Linked DNA regions of Mus musculus: regions 1 and 3 are each linked to region 2. A link is a loop called in an ENCODE intact Hi-C map of the cell type or tissue named here. Cell type or tissue: left cerebral cortex. All regions are shown on one strand.

Region 1 (8,000 bases), 89 kb before region 2:
AGGTATGGCCTTGCAGAATAGATGAGGCCTTGTTGGAAGAAGTGTTGCACCAGGGCTAGGGAGGGTCTGATATAAGTTCAAGCTACGCCCAGGAACAGTTTTCTTCTGCTGCTTTCAGATCAAGATGTAGAACTCTCAGCTCCATCTCCAGCGCCACATCAGCCAGTATGCTGCCATGATTTCCATCATGACGACAATGGACTAAACCTCTGAAACTGTCCTTTGTTCTTGCGCGCGCCCGACTTGACCAACAAGAACGATCTTGTGCGCGCCGCACTCGACCAGCAAGAATGACGCTGCAACAGGATCCTTCTGCACACGTTTATTGGGAGAGCTTGATTGCAGAGGTGAAGAGACCCCAAGCCCAGAACTGGTGCTGCTTTTATAGGCCTAGGAGAGGCGTGTCTCACACCCGGATTGGTTATGCACTACACCTCATTTGCATGTTCCTCATCTGATTGGCTACTCTCTCTCTCTGTACCTCACAGAGCCTCATTATCATACCTCATTTGCATGTCTCACATCTGATTGGTTATACTTTCAAAGCCTCATTATCATGCCCGGGCCAGGCAGTGTCTTTGCAAAAAACTTTACTGCATATGTACACATTGGTTGTTTGTCCAAACTTATGCGTGGTGGCCAGCAGTAGTCAGTGCCACTCTGCAACGGCACATGTGGCTTCCCACAGAACGACACTGCAACAGGATCCTTCTGCACACGTTTATTGGGAGAGCTTGATTGCAGAGGTGAAGAGACCCCGAGCCCAGAACTGGTGCTGCTTATATAGGCCTAGGAGAGGCGTGTCTCACACCTGGATTGGTTATACACTATGCCTCATTTGCATGTTTCTCATATGATTGGCTACTCTCTCTCAGTACCTCACAGAACCTCATTAACATACCTCATTTGCATGTCTCACATCTGATTGGTTATATTCTCAGTACCTCATTAACATGCCCGGGCCAGGCAGTGACTTGGCAAAAAGCTTTACTGCATATGTACACATTGGTTGTTTGTTCAAACTTATGCGTGGTGGCCAGCAGTAGCTAGCACCACTCTGCAACGGCACATGTGGCTTCCCACATCAAGAGCTGCCTTCATCGTGGTGTCTCTTCACAGCAAGAAAACCCTAAGTCAGACTGTAAGAGCTAGGGGATCAGGGAATTTTCTGTGAGATAGTAGGTGGGTGATAGTGAGCATTAACCATACCCAAAGAATTACAGACAAGCAAGGAATTCTGGGAGTGGGAGAAATCTTCAGGAACCAGCACACCAATGGTTCTCAATCAAATGATTAACCCTGAAAATATACATACAAGTAATATTATACAGACTGAGGAGGCCATATTTATGTACTTAGTAACTTATATATATACATATGTATATGTATATATATATATATGTGTGTGTGTATATATATTTGTGTATCCCTATATATGCATATATAATATATGTATATATTTCTAAATGTATAAATACATGTCACATATAAATATCATGTGGTAGTTTTTCTTTGAGACCCTAAGAAAAAGGAATTCGACTGAACATTACATACTAGAGGCAAAATTCAACAGAGTTTCTTGGTCTTGGTTTCCTTGTCTCATTAGGATAGCAAACAACAGGTGATTTCTAAAGTGCAGTCCAGGATCCTTCTGATAACATCTAGACAGAGGCACATTTGGAATTGTTCAGTACCACATGGCTCAATTTTGCTAAGCAAACTGAAAGAGGCTTCTGTGGAGAATAAGAGTCTTGGAGGAACTTAAGGGAAAAACCAATAGAACTCCATGGTGACCCCAATGTCAGCCCCCTTGACAACCGTTCAGCTACAGAAACCGAGGCAGCAGATGTGACGCCTCCAGATGGCAGTGTGAGCTCAGCGTGGTTGGAGAGTCGCAGTGCCCTGCTGATATCAAGGATGAGCGACAAGGGGAGATGTTCTCAGACTGAATGCAACAGAATATTTAAGACAATGCAACACACCTCCGAGGAGTGTGAGCATGAAGAGATTTTTGGATGCTAGATTAGGAAATGTTTTTCTAGGGCTTAGTAGATGAGTCCATTGCTGCAGTGCCTGCGGCACAAGCTTAAGACCCTGAATTTGAGCGTCCTGGTTACACAGAAAGCCTAGGCCTGGGTATATAACCTTGGCACCGGGGAAACAACGTGGACAAGTGGATTCCTAGAGCTCACTAGCCAGTTTAGCCATTCCAGGTTCAATGGGATACCCAATTTTAAAAAGGTGCAGAGTCACCAAAGAAAGTATTAGCCTTAACCTCTGGCCTCCACAGGCACCTGCACACCCCCTACACACATACCTTGTCATTCAGGACCTCCTCCAAGTGACTGGCACCATTTTCTGGAATTCTGCTGGGCCGGCTGGCAAAAGATTATCATAGTTGGGCAACTGACTGCTTACCTTCCCTCTTAAGTCCCTTTCCTGAGTATCCGGCCATCCTTCCTAGTCAGCTGGATGTAATTCTGCCCTAATTGCACATGCCTTGAGGTCTTGGGGAGGACAGAAATACTAATGTAACCTGTACTCTTCTGCCGTAATTGAGTGGCAGACACAGTGACAAATAAGGGAAAGATTTGACAGAATAGGATATGCCTGACTCTCAGAAGAGAGAGGAGAGGGAAGCTACTTAAGAGAGAGAGAAAAGAAGGAAGAAGGCAGTTTTACTGGGACAGACAGGTTATAGAGAAAGAACATGCTAGACACAGGTGAAGATAGAATAAGCCAGAGAATGAGAAGGAGCCAGAAGATTAGAACAAATTGCCAGAGTTAATATGAAGCCAAGCAGAGCAACTCAGTGAGAAGCTGAGAGAAGCCAGACTGAATCAGTCAGCTTGAAGATGCGTCTACATGAAGGACAGGCTCATAGCATCTGCGGAGATTTTATAATAAGGCCTCTTCTTCCACCAGGAGGCTCCCCTCCCAGAAATGAGAGGAGAGAGGCTTGTTATAGAACCCTTTCTGTGTTGGGCCCTGGCTGTTTTCTGCAATTACAAGAGCTCAGAAGGCTTTTGTTTTTGAGCCTCTCTACTGAGTCATATGGTCCACCAACTCACGCTGATATGTCATGGAAGGAGACAAAGTTATCACACAGCAGAGATGCCTGAACACCCATATGTATTGCGGCACTATCCACAGTAGCCACACGACACCAAGAGGTTCTAGTGGAATCAGGCATGTGGAATTCCATACGCAGTCAGCTTAAACTCCCATCAGTGCATCACAACTGGATAGCCTGGCACACAACTACACACATGCACACATATAGTAACTCAGCCATAAGTAAGAATGAAACCACGTGGTTTTCAGGAAAGGGGGTGGAACTAGAGATCAAGTTGAGCGAAATGAGACAAACTCAGAAGGACAATTGCCACGTGATAAGGAATCTAGATTTTAAAAAGAAAACATGAAAGTGTGAGAGAGATTTTAGGAAGAGCAAGAGAGCCAGGAGATGGGGGCAAGGGTGATGGAGCAGGAATATGATCAAAACGTGTTATGAATGTGTAGGAAAGTCACAATGAAACCCCTTATTTTAGGTGGATCCTCCGCTGGGCATGGCTGCTTGGGGAGGCAGAATGTGGAAAGTTTGACCAAGCTTACCCGACCCTGGGCTGTAGGGAAGCGCGGAGACGCCCTCCTGGGGCAGGAAAGCACAGTCTGAGATGCTGGAAAGTCTGAGTTGGTTCAGGGGTCTCCAGGCCTGCGATGAGGCCAGGGTCATGGGATTCTCAGACTCTTGGACATCCAGGTGCCTCTGGGAGTGGCAGACAAGAATGGAGTCAGGGTTTGAGGCCTGGGGACAACGTCTAGCCTGGGGCTGAAGAGATGGCTCAGTGATTAAGAGCACTGGCTGCTTTTCCAGAGGTCCTGAGTTCAATTCCCAGCAACCACATGGTGGCTCACAACCATCTGTAATGGGATCTGATGCCCTCTACTGATGTGTCTGCAGAGAGCAACAGTGTACACATATAAAATAAATCAGTCAGTGAAAGATTCTTCTGAGCCCTGGGTAAATACGTTTCTGTAAATAAGTCAGACCACTTTCCCCATTGTTCATCCTTGTCCCAAACATTTAAAGCTACTGTACAACACTGCTCTAAGGTGGCATCATTGAACATAATCTGCTGAGTTAATTCTTTACCCAGCACACTAACCTTCACCTAGCAACTGATTCCTGGCAATGTTAATGCCTCTCGAGTCCTATTGCATTGCTCCATAGCTCTTCTCTCCACCGTATCAACCATTGTAGTTGAGGGCCAGGTCGTAAGATGGCTGACATGAAATCTTTCCAATCTTTTGGAATTATACCATTTTGCATGGGCCAGTTATTAAGCATCTGTTTCACATAAGGTGATTGTATGCCATAAGCTACCATTGCCTCTTTAAATCTTTTTAGATCTAGCATCTCTATGGGCTTCTATCCAAAATCTTCACAGCCTTGTATGTTTCTCTCACCTGGAGCTGTCTTATTGTAGTTGAAAGAGAAAGAAAAAAGAAAGAAAGAAAGAAAGAAAGAAAGAAAGAAAGAAAGAAAGAGAAAGAAGAGAAGAGAAGAGAAGAGAAGAGAAGAGAAGAGAAGAGAAGAGAAGAGAAGAGAAGAGAAGAGAAGAGAAGAGAAGAGAAGAGAAGAGAAGAGAAGAGAAGAGAAGAGAAGAGAAAAAAGAAAAAAATCGTTGTTGGTCTTCTAATGGGACTAGACTGCCACCCTGAAATATCACCACTAGGTGGCAGCATAGGCTTTCGATTGGATTTCTCAGACCTAGCAAGACAATTCTTTTTCTGATTTGAAAAATCCTCTAATTTCTGTTTTATTGCTTTTAATCTAGCATTCCATCTCTCAGTTCTTTCCTTATTTAATTCTACTTTACTTTTATCTTTCTTAGAACGGACATAAAAAACTGCAATTATTACCAAACACATAATTAGATCTATGTTTATAATTAAAACAAACCTATACAGGGTCCAAACACCCTCTGACAGTGTTTTCCATTTATTTTTAACTCCTTCCCTACTCTTCCTTCAGAGACTTCACTTTATTATATTTAAACTTAGTATTTCTTTCTTTGACGGTCTATAGTTTCCTATTTTCAGTGTTTATGCACACTTACAAAATATTTCCAATTACTTCTCTTTTACCACTTTCAATCTTTGATAATTATTTCTGTACTTAAGTTTCTTTAAACTCTGTCCTCTGCAAATTGCCCGTTCCGAACATGCATTACTGATTCTGAGATCTTCAGCCTTTGTTTCTTTCTAGAAAGGTGCAGCTCCAGGTACGGGGCTCAGGGATGTGTTAGGTCCTGCCTGGGAGCCTGTGGTCTCCACCCACTGCACTTGCAGCAGCAGCTGGCCGGAGAAACTGCAGCGGCCAGGTGACCTATGCCCACCTGAGGCGCCAGCAACCGGCCAGACCAGAAGGGGCAGTTGCCTGAGCTGCACCATCTCCTTCTCTTGGTCTCTCCTAGGCTTTTGCAGTCGCCATGGCTCCACACTCTTGTGCCTGGATTCTCTCGTCTGGCTCCTGTGTCTGGAACTCGTGGCCTAAGCCTGAATCGAGTGCCTAAGTTTGGATTTTGTGCCCCACATTGGTGTGCTAAATATTGCGGTGTTTTCACGGACCTACTTACCTTTTAAATAAGTCAGAAGAGTTCTAGATAGTTTAAATCTTCAGGCCTTGCTGGGACAGAGTCGCAGCTAGCTTTTAACTTAACCTGACTTCCCGGCACTGTGTCCCCATCACAGGCCATCTCTTCACTTCCCTGATCCATCCCACTCTCCCGTCTGTTTCCTTCTAGTTTCCTGCCTCTGCCTGCCCAGAAGTTCTGCCCATTCTTTCTGCCCCAGCTATTGGCTGTCAGATCTTTATTATGACTAGTCAACCATAAGACAAGGCCGGGTCCATCTCTTGGGATTGCCTTTAGGCAGTGAGGGCTGTTTGACCTTCATCTTTGGGGTAGGTGTGGAAGAACAAGCATTTACAAATAGAAAACCCAGTAATGGGCCAAAGAAATGACAATACCAAAGCCCTGCCAGCACTTAGCTCTCAGCCAGTACAGAATTAACAACTGAAAATACAGAGACACATCTTAAAACAATGTGAAGAAAGGTCACTCCAACCTGTGCTGGTTTATTTCTTTGTTTGAGGGTGAGGCAGGGTCTCACTTGTAACCCTGGCTGTACTCACTGGCTGGGGACTCATGTGTAGACTAGGCTAGAGAGATGGCTCACCAGTTAAGAGTAACTACTGCTACAACTCTTTCAGGTGACCCAGGTTCAGTTCCTAGCACTTACGTGGTGGCGCACACAACTGCCTGTAACTCCAGTTCCAGAGGATGAACCAGGCTGACCTCATAACCACAGAGACCCACCCACCTCGGCATCCCAAGTGCCCAGATTAAAGGTATTGAGAGGACAATATAAGCCCCATTTGTCCCCATTTAAAGACCCCATTTTCTCCCATTTTGAGTACCAGACCTGATTTCAAAAAAGGCCTTAAGGCACCAACTTCAGGAATAGACCGTGAGTCCCAGAAACTAGGTCATAAGACACCAGCTCTAAAAACCGACCACAAAATCCAGAACAAGATCATAAAATCCTCTCCAAAGAACAGCCTGGGGACAACCACAAAAACAGGGAAATATCTTATCTCCAAGTGGGTCATCTGCGCTGGACAGCCCTACGTCATCACATGATTGCACGCTCATGACATAGGAATGTAGACCACTTATCACCTGTGACCCCCTAGCACCCACCAGTCGAAAGTTCAGATTACCTAATCCTTCTAGAGGGTTCCCCCAATTCCCTAGAAGAAGGCCTGCATGCCTTTATCTGGGGTTACCACTTCAAAGAATGGTTGACCCCCGCATGCTGGTTGTTTCTGCAGAATAAATACTCTTTGCTTTTGTATGCTATCTGAGTCTGGGATCTTCCTTCAGCAATTTTCAGACCTATACATTAGATGAAGTATATGTGATTTTTTTTTAAGCTAAAAAGCACAGAGATAGTTGGTGTCCCAAATACATGCAAAAGATAAATTATATGAAATTATAATGAAGCACATTAAGATCCTATGTAAACCTAAAGACGGTTTTATGTGCTTTAAATACATTAAACTGGCTTTAAGGTTACAATTTTATTCCATAGTTTCTGATCTTGAGGGTTGTATCATTACTGAGGCTTGATCAAAATAAGAGTCGTGATTTCTCAAAGAAGTCAGTAGCGGTCAAAGATCAACATTCACACACTTCAGTAGATGAGGACCACAAAGCAGAGACCACTGTTGTGGGACTCGGATGCCATCTGCTGACCTTTGCAGCCTCTAGGTTGATGGAGCATCAGGTAGACGTAAGCGGATTTATACTGTCTCCGAAAGACATTCGGATTTGTCAGGGGTCTATGAAATCAGGTCAGGGTTGGATTTCCTTGCTTTCTGGAGTTTTCTGATTCCTTGCTAAACTGTTGTGTCTTGTAGAGGGCCACAAAGGCCTGGACAGAAGAGGTTTCAGGCCATTTTCCTGGCCAAAAAAACAAACAAACAAACAAAAAAAAATGGGTGCAGGGCAGGGTTATCATCATAGTGTGTGTGGCGTCTGAGAAACAGGTAGGTGGCTGAGCCATCTCCTGCCTGCGGAAAATGGGAGACAGTCTGGGGCAGCAACTAATAGCCAATTCCTATGAATCTGTTCTAACAGGTTTCTTCTCTCTTGGGCTCACTTCATGTTGAGGCTGAGCAGACATGAGGTCAGGCGTTGTCAGCCCGTTCTCACTGGACCTGTGTTCAGCTGTGGTATTTACAGTGTACCCCCAAAGTAACCCGCTACTCCGCATCTGCTTCCTTGTTCCAGTCAGATTCTTTGATCATTACGGGTTTTGCTTGATTGGTTTGGGCTTTTTGCTTATTTGGCTTTGCTTTTTTGAGATAGAATCTTAAGTTGCTCAGGCTGGCCTTGAACTTACTCTGCAGTACAGGCTAGCCTTGAACCTGT
Region 2 (8,000 bases):
CAAAAGTTTAAGAACTACTGTTTCTGTTTACAAAGACACCGCAAAGGTATTTACTTTAAAAATAAAAATAAAAAAAATTAAGGATGGGCCGGAGAGACGCTCAGTAGGTAGGCAACATGCTACCAAGCCTGACAACACGAGACACAACCTGAGTCCACATGATGAAAGGAGAGAACTGACTCCAGCGAGATGTCGTCTGATCTCTATACAGTGACACACACACACACACACACACACACACACAAAATAAATAAATGATAAGACCAAAACAAAACAAAGGGCTGGAGAGATGGCTCAGCAGTTAGGAGCACTGGCTACTCTTCTAGAAGACACAAGTTTGATTCCTAACACGTGGAGGATCTTAATCCAGTTCAAGGAGATCCAATGCCCTTTTCTGACATTAATGAGCGCCAGGCTCACACTAGTACACAGACATATTCAGGCAAAACATTCCTACACATAAAAATAAAGTAAAATAATTAAAACAAAATGAACAAACAATACACATTTGAAAAATGTTTAAGTGGAGAGAGAAAAAGAATAACTTCTTGCCTTAACAAGCTTATAGCAATTAGAAGACTTGAAAAAAAAATTGAAGACACTGTGACAGTACTGACCAGGTATGAATAAGTTAAGGACTACCTAGCCTAAGGGAGCTGAGAAGGCTGAACCTTAGAGAAGTTTAGGAAGTAATAGGAATTTCAGATGGGCTCAGTGGAAAGCATTCCAAACAGAGGATCCGATAGGGATGGAGACATACCATCTGGAGAGTGGGTCAGGAGGAAATGCAAAAGAGCCAAAGAGAGGCAGGGGAAGGAGCTGGCAAGGAAAGCAAGGGTTAAGTCTTGAGCAGCCCTGTCCAGCAAGCTAACCAACCTAACTCTGAGCTTTACTGTTGCTAAATGATTGCTGCTCAAACACTGTCAATTTGAGAAGAGATCTAGTGAGTGTTTGTTTAATGGATCTGTTTGATGACACAGTAACACCTTCACCACAGGGCAGAGGTAAAGGAGCTGACCAAGACTGAAGACTGTCTTGGCACCACTGTGAAAGGTGTCTCTGTGGGAGACCAGATGCCTAACACGTGAAGGGCAGCAGCTCCCTGGATGCTATAAATCCATGGGATATCTGAGGGAAATAGAGGAGTTTGAAGAAGGTTGGGATACCAAGGAATTTGGTTTTTACAACTCACAGAGACCTTTTCGATCTGTGGGAAATCTGTAAAAATGTTCAATCACATATTCTATGCAGACCAGTTGATATGGTCTGGGTTCACTGGAAAGTCTGATTAGTGTGAAGTTTCGGTTGATACCAACAGGATGAACAGGATAATTCCCAGGCTTCTGGTACGATGGAACAAAGTTACCATATGCAGGACACAACGGTTAACCATAGTCTGTATTGTGTCCTCCAAGATTTTCCCATCCTTATCTCTGAGATAACCCAACACTAGCAGACAGGAAATGAGATGTTTCGATTACTTCCTCTCACAGTCAGTAATCTACAAGTAACAAAGATTTGAGACTAAAACAAAGCAAGCATTATCACCAGACTTCTCGGCACTTTGGCAACTTCTAGAGTTCATTGAAACTACCTTCTCTACGAACTCAAAATCACCTACATCAACAGGGAAGACAGTTTAAAGCTTTTTAAAGAATAGCATCACCTAGAGAAGAGAATTTGTAAACAGATACAAGAGTCAACCGAAGTCCAACTTACTTTCAAAATTTATTAACTTACTAAGTAGATCAGACTGGATCTCACAGAGATCTGCCTACCTCTACCTCCCAAATGCAGGAATTAAAGGCACAAATCACCATACCCATCTAGAAATGTATTAAATTTCTAAAGTTGCTTAAATTTTATCATAATCTTGGGTACAATAGCCTATCAAGAAGGAGAAATTTGGGGCTGAAGTGAGGTCTCAGAAGTTAAGAGCACTGCCAGCTCTTCCAGAAGACCTTATAAACTGACCCAGATGGTAGCTTACAGCTGTCTATAACTCCAGTTCCAGGGGATCTTACATCCTCACACAGACATACATGCAAGGGAAAAAAATGCACATAAATAAAAAGATAGATAAAAGGAAGTTGTTAAAAAAAAAAAAAAGATTGAACAATTTCCTGACAACATTTCACACTGCATTATTCTCTGGACATCTGCCTAAGGACCTCTGCTGCTCTAGGTGTGACTAAGTACTGTACAATTTACTGCACAGTTTGATTTTAAAAGTCCAACAAATTTAGCTAGGTGGCAAACACCTTTAATGTCAGTTCTGGGAAGGCAGGGGCAGGAGGATCTCGGCCAGCTTGGTCTACAGAGTGAATTTCAGGACAGCCAGAGCTACACAGAGAAACTGTCTCAAAACAACAACAACAAAATTCCAACTAATTTAATCATTCTGGCATCAAAATGGTAAAATCCAGGCATTTCTACTTTCTCTGACCTTTTTTAACTCTTCAGGTTTTAAGTGATGGGCTGAAGACAGAGACATGTCCCATTAAAATTCAGCCATATAATTCTTACACAGGCGTGGTCAAATTTTAAACAAACACCGTAGAAATGACTAATTCTACATCTGGTCCCTAAGGCCACTTACTTATCAGCATTCAAGCTAACAACATTCTGTTCAGCCAATATTCTCTGGCTTTTCCTTTATATATTCTAAAAATTTAAAATATATATATATTTTTAAAAAGATTCACAATACCAACTCTTTCCCATAAAGATATCAGACTTAAGTCCAAACTAAGAAGCAGTGTGGGAAAGAAAACAAACGGTGACGAGAGTTCTAGTTCAATGATCATCAATACCCTGAGGCTTATTATTCAGAGCTAACAGGGAGGAGTTTTTTCCCCCTGACAAATTATCAAAGTACATTTTTTAGGCTCCAGTAATTTGTGCTACGTCTGCCTTAAAAGATATGACAACTGATAATGGGTTTTTTGTTTTTTGTTTTTGGCATTGTTTTTAGTGCACCAGAAAATAACTGGAGGCCAGGATTGTCTGAGGGCATTAACTGAAGGAAAGAAATTCAAAGTAGCAATCAACCCCCCCAAATCATGGTTAATTCCCAAGTGCACAGCTCAACTAGTTTAGCTACAGGACATATTTTTTTTTTCTACGTCTATAAATTCTCCCCCAAATACTGAAATTGGATATTTCAACCACAATAAAAATGGGATATTTCAAATGTGAGTCAAACACCTAACAAAAGTTCGTCGGCAGAGGCGGAGGGGACACGAAGGACGCAGATGCGGCCAGGGATGGTCAGTAGTGCGGACCGTCGTCGCCTTCGCACCTGCCCTTGGCTCGGCTGTCTCCTGCTTCGCTCCGCAGACACCGGGAGGAAGAGGCCAGGAGCGGAGGAGCGCCAGCGCATCGGGGGATCCGCAGCGGCCGCCCGCTCTGCGGCCTGCACCCCCGGACCGGCCGCGGCCTCGCGTAAAGCGCGAGCCCGGAGCAGCCGCGAGGGCCGGCGGACACGAGCGGGCCGAGGCGCCGCGCTCTGAGTCCCGGGTCCCCCGCCCGTCCGCCCGCCCGCCGCCCCAGCCCGGCTCACCCGGGCTCTTCAGGTTGTAGCGGGTCTCCATGGCGGACGTCCCCGCTGCCGCTCTCGTCGGCGCCGCAGCTGCCCGGGTCTCGCGCGGCGGACGCGCCTAGCGAGGGCCTCCGCTGACACCGCCCAGTCCAGCCCGACCGCGGGCGAGGTGCGTGCCGCGGGGTCCGCCTCCCTGAGGGCCGGCCGGGCGCCGGGGCGTCGCCGAACGGGGCGCCGGGCTGCGGACGGCCTGCGGGACTGACGTCCCGGCTGACGCGCCGCTGCGTCACCGCCGGCGCCGGGTCTGTGAAGTCGGCCTGACGTGGCGGGCGCTTCGTGGCGGTCGGTCACTCGGCAGCGGCGGTCCCGCGAATCCCGCCCGCCCGGCAGCCCTGGGGAGACGGGCGGCACCCTCGTCGTCCCCTCGGCCCAGCCCGGGAGACCGACTCGCCGCGGGCCCTTCAGGGGTTCCCGCGGAGCTCGCAGGGAGCTCGGAGGAACGGCGCAGCCCGGAGCGGCGGGCGGGCGAGCGCGGCCTGGGACTGCGGCGCCGTGATGTGCGCTTCTCCGAGCCCGCAGTTGGCCTCGGTGCGATGGACGGGAGTGGCCCCTAGCTCCGCGGTGCGGTTAGCTAAGGCAGCGTTTTTCGGGGTGCATCAGAACCTCCCAGAAATAAAACCAAGGGGTCGCCTGGAATGTTAATAAAAACGCATAAATGGGACAGGTCGGTCTGAAAGAGATGCGGTGCGTTTGTCTTTTCGGATCATGGAGGACAGAGAAAGTAAGGTTCTGGTTCGGACGGCTTACCGAGATAAAAGGGCCTCAAAAAAGGGAGGGAGCCAGCGGAGATTAGAGAAGGTTATAGGTGGAATGAAGATTAACCAATTAGACAGATTAGTGTTCTTGTTTAACATTGTCAAATGTGTTTGTGGGAATGTCAGTAATTTTTCCCAGCCGTCTGAAGGAGGAGGGAAAAAAAAAAGATTTAAGTGGCATCTTCTAAGCCATTAAAGGCGATGTTTTCTGAATAGTACGGTGATAATCTGAAGAATAGAGAAGCAAGCAAAACCGAGCTTCAATGTGCTTCTCCATTAAGCTTTCATTCTTTGTGTTCAGTCCTCAAATTTAGCATCCAGCAACCTGCGCTGCTCCGACCGGCCCCATGACCAGGCCTGCCGAGGGGGTGTAGTCGTTCCCATCCGCCCGCCAGCCAGACTCGGAAGGCACTTTGCCCTGAGGCTCTCCTCTTCCTCCCAACAATGGAGATAAGGATGTTTCTCTTTTATTTTATTCTTGAAGCCACATCACCTCGTCCTTGGGGGCTCTTCCTTAGGTAAAAGACAGCAACAAATCCGGCATTGAGTTATGGGCCCATGGCAAAGCTTAATTATAATCACTGCAAGAGAAAAGTCAACTCTTAATTTTTTTCTAAATATAAACATGTACAGAGAGGGTAAATATGATTTTTTTTTAAAAAAGGAGTAAATGCTAAAAGTTACTAATTGCTTGACTGTTAACTGGGTCGGAAAGATTAATTTTCCCAGAAATGTAGGTTTGTCAAAAGAATACTTTGTTTCTTCAGAACAAATTCCCTCCTAGAAGAAAGTAACAATTTTCAGCAAACAAAAAGATTCCATCCCAAATTAAAATTTGGAAGAATTTCATCTTATTTTTTATAATAATCCTGACGATAACTTTAAAAAATAAAAAACAAACTTAAACCAGTTTCTGGCGATGCTGCAAATAACAAAAGATGAAGTTCAAAACACTTCAGAGTCTTGACAGCTTTGAGCTACAATCCCCATGTGTTGTATGTGTTGTTCCCCGTTTCTCTAGACAAAGCCCTGTGAATGTGGTCCCCTTCCCCTTAGCGTTGACATCCTGATACAAGCTCTACTGGACGTTGAATGCTTGATCAATTCATTTACTCTTCATGAGTGTTGGCAGTGACACAGATTATTTTAATGGTTGAAGAAAATTGAAGTCTTGAAGAAATTGAGCAGTTCATTTAAGTTCTCTTATTTATTTTGAGTACAGTGCAGGTTCTTAGCTTCTTGGTATATTTTACTGCTACAGTCCAGGTGAGACGTTATAGACCACCACACATATATAAGGCCAAATTACAGTCCTTTATTAAGCCAGCAACCAAGAGCAGGCTCTTGCCCCCAAAGACTCTCTCTGCTCAGGGTATAGCATTTCTAAAGAGAAACCACAACGGCATCGCATCGTCGGGGTCAGGGGAGCTTGTTTGCATTTGTTTTGACTATACAACCAGCAAATATTTTGGTTATGTATCTGAGCCATGGAAAGTCCCAAATGTGCTGCCAAGGCGGATGTGAATGTTGTTGGGGTGGGGGGAGGGTGAAGGAGCTGGGAAAGTGCTCAAGCAGACACAAAATGGAGCCCGAGTAAGATCAGGACAAAATGGTGTTACTTTAGTCATTTCACTCCTTGTTACTTTTAGTGTTTCTTTTAGTTACTTTTCAAATGCTTGATGTCTCTGTTTGGATTCCTTAGTTTCCAATGCGTGCCCACTGGCTTCTAGCTTTGTAACCAGAGCAGAGCCGGAAAGCTGGTCCCTGAAGTCTCTGGAAGGCAAGGCTGGTCTGCGTGGACCTTTAGCGTCCCGGCCTCTTCCTTCTCAGGAAGTCTTCTTTACCTGGATTTGGTGGATCCAGGGGGTGACACCTCTTACTTAGTATTTAGATGACTGTCCATAGTCTATCCATAGCCGACTAGCCCAGTGGCAGAGTCTCTGACTTACATTATCTGAACTCTTGGGAGCCAGGTGTGATGGCATATGCCTTTAATCCCGGTACCCGGAAGTTGGAGCCAACCTGGTCTACAAAGTCTACAGATCAAGTTCCAGGGCGACACAGAGAAACCCTGCCTCAATTAAAAACAAGGAGAAGGGCGTTCTCTTTTTACAGAACTAGCTAACTACCACTCAGCCATGGAATTAGCTTTTCCTCCTAAGAGGGGGAGAATGGGTAGCTATCAGGATGGCAGGTCCCATACCAGTGGGGATGGCAGGTCCCATAAGTACGAGGTTGACCCTGTTCGCACAACTCAGATGTTTGACAAACTCCCCTTTGTTTGAGAAGTTGCTATTTGTCTCTGTGTTGTCTGAGACCTTATCATACATGGCCTGCCCTAAGGGCTCAGGGAGCACTTTAGGAGGAGGACCGGGTATTAACTAGGTTCTGGCTCTCATAAATGGGAACTGAGCAATGGGGTAAGAAGGGTTGAGATCAGACTCTGAGTGTCAGAGAGTCTGGGAGAAGTAGAGAAGAAGGCTGGGAAAGGGGCCAAGTGGGGAGAGTGAGTGTCATAGAGCTTGGGGTGACAGGAGAGAAGCAGAAGGGGAGTCTAGACAAAATGAAACACAGATGGAATCAGAGGGTGGAGGCTCCTGGATCAGAGGGTGGAGGCTCCTGGAACCACGAGTATAATCCCAGAAAGGAATCAGTACAACTCACAGAACACCTAACAAGGGCAGTGGGTTTCTCCCTTAAAGGTGAGGTGCACACGCCAAGTTGGCTTCTAATCACTAATTCAAAGAACCTAGAGAATAGACTAGCTCTCTCTGGTTCAGCCCTGAGACAGAACCAAAGGGGACAGAGACATTAATAACAAAAATGCCACTCTCTGGGCAGAATCTGTCCAGTCACTCACACAACAATTCGGCCAGCCAGCCATTAGAAACCCAGGCCTCCCAAACACTCACTGAATCCCAGGTCCTCTACTGGTATCCCAATATAGTGTAAGAGGACAAGGGAGTACCCAAACCTAAGAGCTCCTCAGGAGGAGGCCTGGCCCTCTTAGACCCTAAGGCTCCCCAGGAGCCCTGGCCTTCAGAACTGAGTTCCTAGAACCAGATGGACTCAATCGGTCCCGGTGTCTGGGAACACAGCAGCTATCCCAGACCTTCTGTGCTCAGCAGCAGGCACACGACCCCGGAATGACTTCAAGGGGTACAGGTATGGACTGAGTTCCGTGTGCATACGGTAATATCACTGGGATTTCTGTATGTTACAGTCCAGATGAGAAAGTTAAAGTGTCCAAGAATAGGCTCTTGCCCCAAAGAAACTCTTGGCACCAAAGCTTAAAGCTCAAGCTACAACATCTCTAAGGAAAAAAAAGCACAATAGCATCGTTATCAGGTATAGGTCAGGGGAACCTAGTCACATTTGTTTTGACTATATAACTGTGATGGTTTGTATATTCTTGGGCCAGGGAGTGGCACCATTTGGAGGTGTGGCCTTGTTGAAATAGGTGTGACCTGGTTGGAGTAGGTGTGTCACTGTGGGTGTGGGCTTAAGATCCTCACCCTAGTTGCCTGGAAGTCAGTCTTCCACTAGCAGCCTTTGGATAAAGACATAGATCTCTCAGCTCTGCCTGCGCCATGCCTGCCTGGATACTGCCATGCTTCCACCTTGATGATAATGGACTGAACCTC
Region 3 (8,000 bases), 420 kb after region 2:
CTATTCAAATGTCCACTCATTGATTTGAAATTTCCTTTATAACAAAACCTGAGCTGTCCTTAGAATACATATATATTATATATACAATATAAAATATAAAAATATTTATAATATATATTATTTATGTATTATATGTATTTGTATTTGTTTATTGTGTTTGTACAGATGGAGGTCAGAAGAAAACTTGGGGGAATTTATTTTCTCCTTCTACTATGTGTGTCAACCTCAGTCAGCTTGTCAGGTTTGGCATCAGCTACTGGCTAAGCTATCCCACCCACCCTGAGCTGTCTTCAGAACAGCAATCTAACCGTGCTCCTGCTGTGCTTAACCACCTTTGGGTGCTCCTTGCTGATCAGGACAATGAACACACTTGCTAACAGTTCTGCAGAGGTCTTGCATGCCAGTCCTGTACCACTGAACCAGTGTTATTCTGTTCATGGTTCTTCTCCAACCCCCAGCAGCCTACGCAGATCACATGAGTAGCTCTATGAGCACACTTGTTCTCTCCCGGTCAGCAACTCTGAAAAGTGCAGACTGTCTGCTCAATACTCTACCATTATTTAACTGTTATTTTGGCCAAAGTAATGTCCCCTAGGCACAATGTCGTCCCACTAGGTAAGGACCTCTGATATGTTCTTCTTTGGGTTTTAGGGAGCATATGGGTGAGAGCATTGAGACAGGGCTCTCCATGTAGCCCTGGCCATGCAGGAGGTCAATCTGTACACAAGGCAGTGTGCAAACCTAGAGTTCACTTGCCTCTGCCTCCTCAGTTCTGGGACCAAGGGTGTGCGCCACTTCACCTCACATTGTTCTATATCTTTATACCACTGTGTCCTTTCCCTAGAGGACTTCTTTCCACAGTTCAACTGTTGCAGAATATTTATCACACTGCAAACCCAGGATCTTGTTATTTACCTTTTTTTTTTTTTTTTTTTTTTTTGGTTTTTCGAGAGAGGGTTTCTCTGTATAGCCCTGGCTATCCTGGAACTCACTTTGTAGACCAGGCTGACCTCGAACTCAGAAATCCGCCTGCCTCTGCCTCCCAAGTGTTGGGATTAAAGGCGTGCGCCACCACGCCGGCTCTTGGTATTTACTGAAAAGCTCTGTTTCTAGTTGTGTGTCTTGGCCCTTAGCACACACCTTAATTCTTCTGGCTGGAATACAGACAGGCCCTCAGTACACTCCTGTAATTCCAAAAATGAAGGTAGAGTTTGTAAAAGGAAGCACCCATGTTTGAAAGCGGTGTCCAATTGAGTGGCAAAGTGCTGAATCAGAGAAAGATTTGACAGAACAGAGTATGCTCAACTCTCACAAGAGTAGAGAGGAAAGGGAAGCTACTAAAAGAGCAGTGCAGAGAGAAAAAAAGTAAAAAAGGAGAGAAAGCAGCTTTACTGGGACAGGTGTACAGAGACAGGTTGCAGAGAGAGAGAGAGAGAGAGAGAGAGAGAGAGCGAGAGAAAGAACAAGCTAGACACAGGAAGACAGAACAAGCCAGACAGGTCAGAAAGAATGAGAAAAGATGAGCTTACTCAGCAATAAGTCTCAGAGGCTGAAAACACTCCAGGACTAGATTAGATTGTACAGCAGCTAGAAGCTTTCAGGACTCAGGCAGTAAGCTTCGGAAATGACAATTACATCAGGTGATTAAAGTTACATTTAAATTCAACTCTACATTCCCGTGGGATTTGAGAAAACACGTCCACCTTGCTGACAGTACAGGCCCAGGTTGGACAAGGGTCATCTGTTTTGTTCCCCACCATCATCAGCTCTTAGCACTGTCTGGCATAGCGGTTAGTAGTTAGTAAGTAATAAAATAATTTGTTAAGCTAATGAAATGCCAAATTAGTTAAAGATGATTCCGAAATTTCTACCTCTGATAAGGTGGAAGGCATTCTTTTAATGGTAATGGAGAAATAAAGAAGACCCGGTGAATCACTTGTACAACAATCAGGTGAAAATGTCGGTCTGGGTTAGAAATAGAGTTGGATCCCTAACAGATTTTTCTTAAAAGAAAAGGAGAGTTAAGATGATTTGGGGCTCATTAGCATCATGGTGACAGGTATATTAAAAAAAAAATTACAAGTCAGTGAGTCTCCCAGGGTGGGAAGATAGGAGAAGAAAGAGAGAGAGAGAATATGAAAGGTAGAGGAGTGAGAGAGATCTTTCTATACTTCTTCTCATCTCCCATCTGAGTTACTACTGAGAGGAGTGGTACACCTTTGAAACATGCAGAGGCCAAGTTTTAAAAACCAAGAAGCTAATGATTGATTAATAACAGCTGCTGGGCTAGGAAGGTTGCTCAGTAGTGTGCAGTCCTCACAGCTTTGAAAAGGCCAGTCCCTAGCACCAAAATGTTCTTTAAAAATTTTACAGGTTGATAACCATTATCTGGAAGGATAAACAGCTTCAACAGATTCATAAGCAAATGCATAGAGAAAGGGGTCATCTAATCTTTTCTGAAAGCAGTATGAAGTTCAAATTTTTCAATACACAAAAGCATACATTTGTAGAAGGAAAACAACCAGGCAAAAGCTAAGAGGCAAATCTCACTCTAGGTTCTGAGGATGAGACAGGCATGAAAAGCAGCATACATTACACAAGTCAAGTATTGATATAAGTGCGCTAAGTACTCCTTTAAATTATCCTGAAGCTCCTATCAAGTCTATATTATTCCTTATCCCGTCTAAATAGATGAGGAACCTAACAGAGCCAATTAGAAAATCTGCTGCAGCCAACAGCTAGAAAGTGGAGAGCTGGGATAAATTCCAGTCAGATGTCAAAAATCAAAAACACCCCTTAAAACATAAATCTCTGGACATATCCCGTAAGATGGCAGGAAATACTATGGAAAAAAAATAATTTGGGGTATGGTAACAGAGCCAAGAAGTCTTGCCTAGTGGCCTAGTCCCTTCCAAGGCGGGGTTGAAGCTCATAGGAGAAAGGCCTTCAGCGAGAAGTTTGGTGTTGGTGTGGCGAGAAAAGACCGCCAAGAGGATCCTTGAAGCACTAATGCTTCCTGAGAATTCTACATTCCCATGTCAGGGATGGTTCGAGGCGCTGCGGAGAGCACATAAACAACTTCTTCTCTCAAGCTTTCAGCTTGGGAAACTGCCCCTGTCACTGATCGCCCGACCCTCGGGACAGCCCCTTCTCCACACTCACCGAGAGCTCGGCAGTAGGGACTTGGGAGACACGGGTGGGGGAGGGGAGGGGCGCGCTGTAGACCCGGCGATGTTCCGGGTGCTCGCCCCAGCGCCCCCCGAGACGCTCCGAGGGGCGCTCCCCGAGGACGGCAGCTGGCTCCTCGAGGCCCAGCCAGGCACAACCCTTCGCCCAGAGCGTAAGCCATCCCAGGCGGCACCCCGCTGCCTCTCCCCAGCAGCCCCGCGACAGGCCCTCAGGAACTTACCCGGCCGGCCAGCCCCGCACAGCGGCCGCTGTCCGGACGCCAGGCGCTCCGCCGTCTCCACCAATCGCAGCTCACGGTAAGGACGCCAGGGCGGGACCGAGCGCCGACAACCAATTAGATAAGACGCAAAGCACGTCTCGGCGCACACAGCCAGTTCCCGCCATTGAAGGCGGAAAAAAAGATTCCAGTTGGCGCCAAACTCTGGTACTTACTCTTCTGTGGCTCCGAAGGGAAGTGGGCGGGCCGTGACCTCAGTGACAACGGGGCGGGGTTTCTCCGCGGAAAAGACGTCACCAGAGCGGAAGTGGGGCGGGTCTGGGAGACGCTAATGAAAGGGAAAGTAAAGGTGGAGGCTCCTAGCTGTTTTGGCTGAGAGCAAGTGGAGAAGGCTTGAGGTCTTTAGTGTATAAATTGTGTCAGCTGCGCGCTAGACAGCGCTAAGATCTGACCTTTAAGATGCCATCCTGGATGGTGAACGTAGCGTAGAATTACTAATTCAGCGGGATAGAAGAAGGTTTTTGTTTTTGTTTTTCCGTATTAAACTTTTTTATGTAAAGCCGGGCGTGGTGGCGCACGCCTTTAATCCCAGCACTTGGGAGGCAGAGGCAGGTGGATTTCAGAGTTCGAGGCCAGCCTGGTCTACAGAGTGAGTTCCAGGACAGCCAGTGCTACACAGAGAAACCCTGTCACGAAAAACCAAACCAAAAAAAAAAAAAATATATATATATATATATATATATACATATATATATACAATAAATTATTTTTATCGTTTTTCCCCTACCCGAACGCATCTCTGATCCCACCTCCTTACCCACCGAACTTCATGTTCTCTTTCTCAAAAAAAGAAAGAAAAAAGGAAAAAGAAACAAAAAAGAAACCAGTAAGAAAAAACAAACAAAGCCAAGACAATACAAAACGAAACAAAAAGCTCAGACACAAAAACATGGAATTCAATTTATATTGGTCAACTACTCCTGGGTATTGTCCCTTCCCCAAAGTCTGGCTGATAGACCAGTGCCACTCTACTAAAGAAAACTGCTGTCTCCTTTCTCTGCAGGTTGAATTCAACTGCAAATACCTCCTCAGGCTTGAACCCCAACGGGTCTTATGAGGGTTATCGGCCTCTGCATTCATATATTTATTAGTCCTGTTGTGTCTGTTCCTTGGATGACACAGTTCTTGGAGTCATCCGCCACCTCTGGCTGTTGAGAGTCTCTCTGCCTCCTTTTGGGTAATGGGTCCCTGATCCTTGAGGCAAAGGGTTTGATGAAGGCGTCCCATTTAGGGCTAAGTGCTCCAAAGATTCACTCTCTGCCCATTGTTAGTTGCTTCCTACTGTAAGAAGTTTCTCTGATGAGTCTTGAATAATGCAGTGATTTAGGGGTATAGCGCTATGTCGTGATGAGTATTTTATTGGCCTTTGCAGAATCATAGTAGTAGTTTTACCTCTAGGCTTATGAACTATCTAGTCTCAGGTTCTTGGCCATTTGAGCAGTGTCAGATATGGTCTCACTGAGCAGACCTTAAATCCACACAGAAAATGGTTTGTTATTCCTATAGCATGCACGTCACTATTGCACCAATATGTGCAGGGACCCATGGCGTTGACCTGGCATAGATGCCTTGAGAGTCATGCAGCATAGGTTTCTCAGTTTAGAGTCCATGGCTCCTGAAGCACGATGCGCCTTCCCATTCCTGAGAGACCAAATGCTTCAGGCAGTGAAGTACTCAGTACTCTTTGTGTTTCTATGTATGGTCGCTCAGAAGCCAAAGAAACATGGAAGGAAGCTTGACAGAAAAATTGGTCTTAGCATTAATTTTGTATACCCTTTATAGTTTGCAGACATCATTGTACCCTGGCAACAGCAACTGTATTGAGTCTGGTAATTGCCATTAAATTCTGTTTCTGATAAAGGCGTAAAATGTCTAATTACTCTCAAAATTGCCACAGTTTCTCCCACTAGCCTAGTTTGATTTCTAACAGCCGTTTCTACCCTGGCCCGGTCAGTAAATGAAGGAACATACAAATATGTCTTGCAGGCATTCCTGTTGTAAATGGCAGGGTCTATGGCTGGGTAATATTGATGATCACCCTTCACCTCCAGGAACATCCAGAATACCTTTCCAGCACCGTACTAGTCAGCAGTGGTGAAGGTTCTAGTTGGGCACCAGCTTAACTTTCCCATGTTCTTAAATATCACCTCACAGTATTTTCACCTCATAGTGGTAGAGAATGAGTTCATGGCGTATGCGAAGCACGTGATCTACCACGGAGCGACACCTATCTCAGGACTCCTCCAAATAAAAATGTATCCACAGTCCTTAGATGAAAGTATACATTTGACTATTCATTGAATAATGTATCATATGCCGGGCATGGTGGCGCACACCTTTAATCCCAGCACTTGGGAGGCAGAGGCAGGCGGACTTCTGAGTTCGAGGCCAGCCTGGTCTACAGAGTGAGTTCCAGGACAGCCAGGGCTATACAGAGAAACCCTGTCTCGAAAAACCAAAAAAAAAAAAAAAAATGTATCATATGACTGGGGTGATGGCTTTGCAAGTAAAAGTGCTTTCCACATAAGTGTGAAATTCAGATCTCCAGAGCCCATGTAACTGCTGGGTATCCAGGTCCATCTGTAATTTCAGTGTTCAAGAGGAAGAGACAGGGGATATCCCTGGAGCAAGGTGGCTAGCTAGAGCTCTGAATTCAAGTGAGAGACTCTGCTTCAATATATAAGGTAGAGAGCCATCAAAGAAGATAACTAATGTCAATCTCTGGCCTCTACATGCACATATATATATATATGTACCTGCATGCATATGTGTCCGTGTGTATGCAAACATGAATATGCATACATTGTGTTCACCACACATACATTGAAAAATCTATTTTGGGTATTTTTTTGTTTTCAATTTATTTGTTTTTATTTTATATACATGAGTATTTTGCTTGCATGCATTTCAGTCCACTATATACCAAGTGCTGTGGAGGCCAGAAGAGAGAGCTGCTGCCCCCTACTCCCCGGAAATGGTATTATGGATGGTATCATGAAGGTGCTGGGAACTGAACTCAGATGCTGTGCCAAAGCAGCAAGTGCTCTTAATTGCCGACCCTTCTCTCAGTCTCTTTCATCTCCCCCACAATCCCCAGTTCTCACAAAATAGATTCTCACATAGTCCAGGCTGCCTTCAAAGTTATGATGTAGTTGAACATGCTCTTCAACTCCTAACTCTTGGAGAATATTCTGTGTTAGATCTCTCTCTCTCTCTCTCTCTCTCTCTCTCTCTCTCTCTCTCTCTCTCTCTCTCTCTCTCCTTCCCTTCTTCCCTCCCTTTCTTCCTTATTTCCTCCTCTCCTTCTTCTTTGGTTCTTGGGACAGGGTCTTCCTATGCAGTCCAAGCTGCCTTCAACTCACTCAGTTGCCTAGCCTGGCCTCAAACCTGCAATCTTTCTGCCACAGCCTCTCGCGTGCTGGGATTACAGATATGCATCACCACACCCAGCTTTTCAATTATTTTGTATACATGGAAATGTAAATTATGTGAATTTAGCATGGTTGCTTAATTAGATCCCTTATTGGTAGGTACATTGACAAATGCAAATAATATGATAATAACAACTCATCTCACAGATGTCATTTCTTCATTTTTAAAACAGATCTTACTTCAAGTTAAAAACAGCAGGTCACTGGTCATCTACAGTGTGTAAGTAGGTGTGTCCCAGCAGTCCATCTGACTTCACGTTGGCAGCAGCCTTTTCTCTGAGGCCTTCACTGAGGCCCGGCACCTTTGGGAGCCTGAGCTGGAGCTGAAGCTGGGCCTTAGCTGGAGCTGCAGCCTCTGTCTTGGTTTGACCCCTGGGCTTTGGATGTCAGAGCCTATGGTCCTTGGCCGTGTAGCTTCAAATCCAGTTCCCAAGCTTGGGGTGAGCAGGGAACACCCGGCTTAACCACCGATGGCCTCTGCTTGTCCACTCGTTGTGTTTTCAGTGTTGGTATCTTCCTCGGGCCTTGCTGTTGTGCTTCTTGGCAAAGTGCATGTTCCTCAGGAACTTGGGGTCAACTCCTTAAGAGACTTGTGTGTTTGTAACTGTGCCATTTTGGGGATTGGTTGTGTGTGGTGTGGTTCTTGGACCTGGCCATGTCTGCATGGTAAACTGAGGTTTCCACAGCACTGGAGACCAGATAAGCCAAATCATTTCTTAGCCAAATCATCTCTTAATTCTGGGCTTGCATAGGACAAGACTATTACTAAGTTCCAGAGCAAGAGATTACAGTGTGTTAGCAGGTCACGTCTTGGGGTTCAGGGAGAAACTGGCTAAAGATGGCATGAAAGGAGTGCTTTGTTTATGAAGCTACAGTATATCATAAATAGGAGATTGTCTTGATTCTGTTTCAAAAAATTTACAAAATCTATAAAACTAACATTTTTCTAGAACATTTTTACAGGCAAAAATTAGGCTGTAATTTCATGCTTCATAAAACTGCCTTTGATCAAATGCCAGAAGTGATGTTCTGGTGACAGGTTTGAAAGACAAATGTTATGAAGTGCTGTAGTATTCATGCTAGCACATTTTAAAGAGGACACT

The links. Peaks named below come from ENCODE experiments on the same cell type or tissue, not always from the same donor. Only the 100,000 strongest peaks of a DNase experiment are listed, where the experiment ranks them.
Region 1: it touches region 2 in a loop (2.7-fold over the local background); 16 of 42 quality-filtered maps call a loop at or near these places.
Region 3: it touches region 2 in a loop (4-fold over the local background); 3 of 42 quality-filtered maps call a loop at or near these places.

The regions. Positions count from the first base shown.
Region 1 is chr4:33,116,060-33,124,059 of GRCm38, reverse strand. No RefSeq gene overlaps it. Among named protein-coding and RNA genes, the nearest start is that of Gabrr1, 12 kb to the left of the region's middle. In left cerebral cortex, CTCF peaks have their summits at 3,985 (motif pointing left) and 4,740 (motif pointing right); a DNase peak (open chromatin) is centred at 4,739.
Region 2 is chr4:33,027,179-33,035,178 of GRCm38, reverse strand. Ube2j1 (ubiquitin-conjugating enzyme E2J 1) reads right to left here and starts at 3,799. Exons shown (of 8, transcript NM_019586.4): 1 at 3,563-3,799. The coding sequence starts at 3,593. 4933421O10Rik (RIKEN cDNA 4933421O10 gene) reads left to right here and starts at 3,856. Exons shown (of 2, transcript NR_036602.1): 1 at 3,856-4,322; 2 at 4,658-8,000. In left cerebral cortex, a CTCF peak has its summit at 4,185; DNase peaks (open chromatin) are centred at 3,772, 4,120, 4,278, 4,644 and 1 more place; H3K4me3 peaks cover 2,710 bases; H3K27ac peaks cover 1,791 bases.
Region 3 is chr4:32,610,902-32,618,901 of GRCm38, reverse strand. It overlaps Casp8ap2 (caspase 8 associated protein 2), which reads right to left and starts at 3,432. Exons shown (of 11, transcript NM_001122978.2): 1 at 3,410-3,432. In left cerebral cortex, no CTCF peak of the experiment used is centred here; a DNase peak (open chromatin) is centred at 3,592; H3K4me3 peaks cover 1,720 bases; H3K27ac peaks cover 1,025 bases.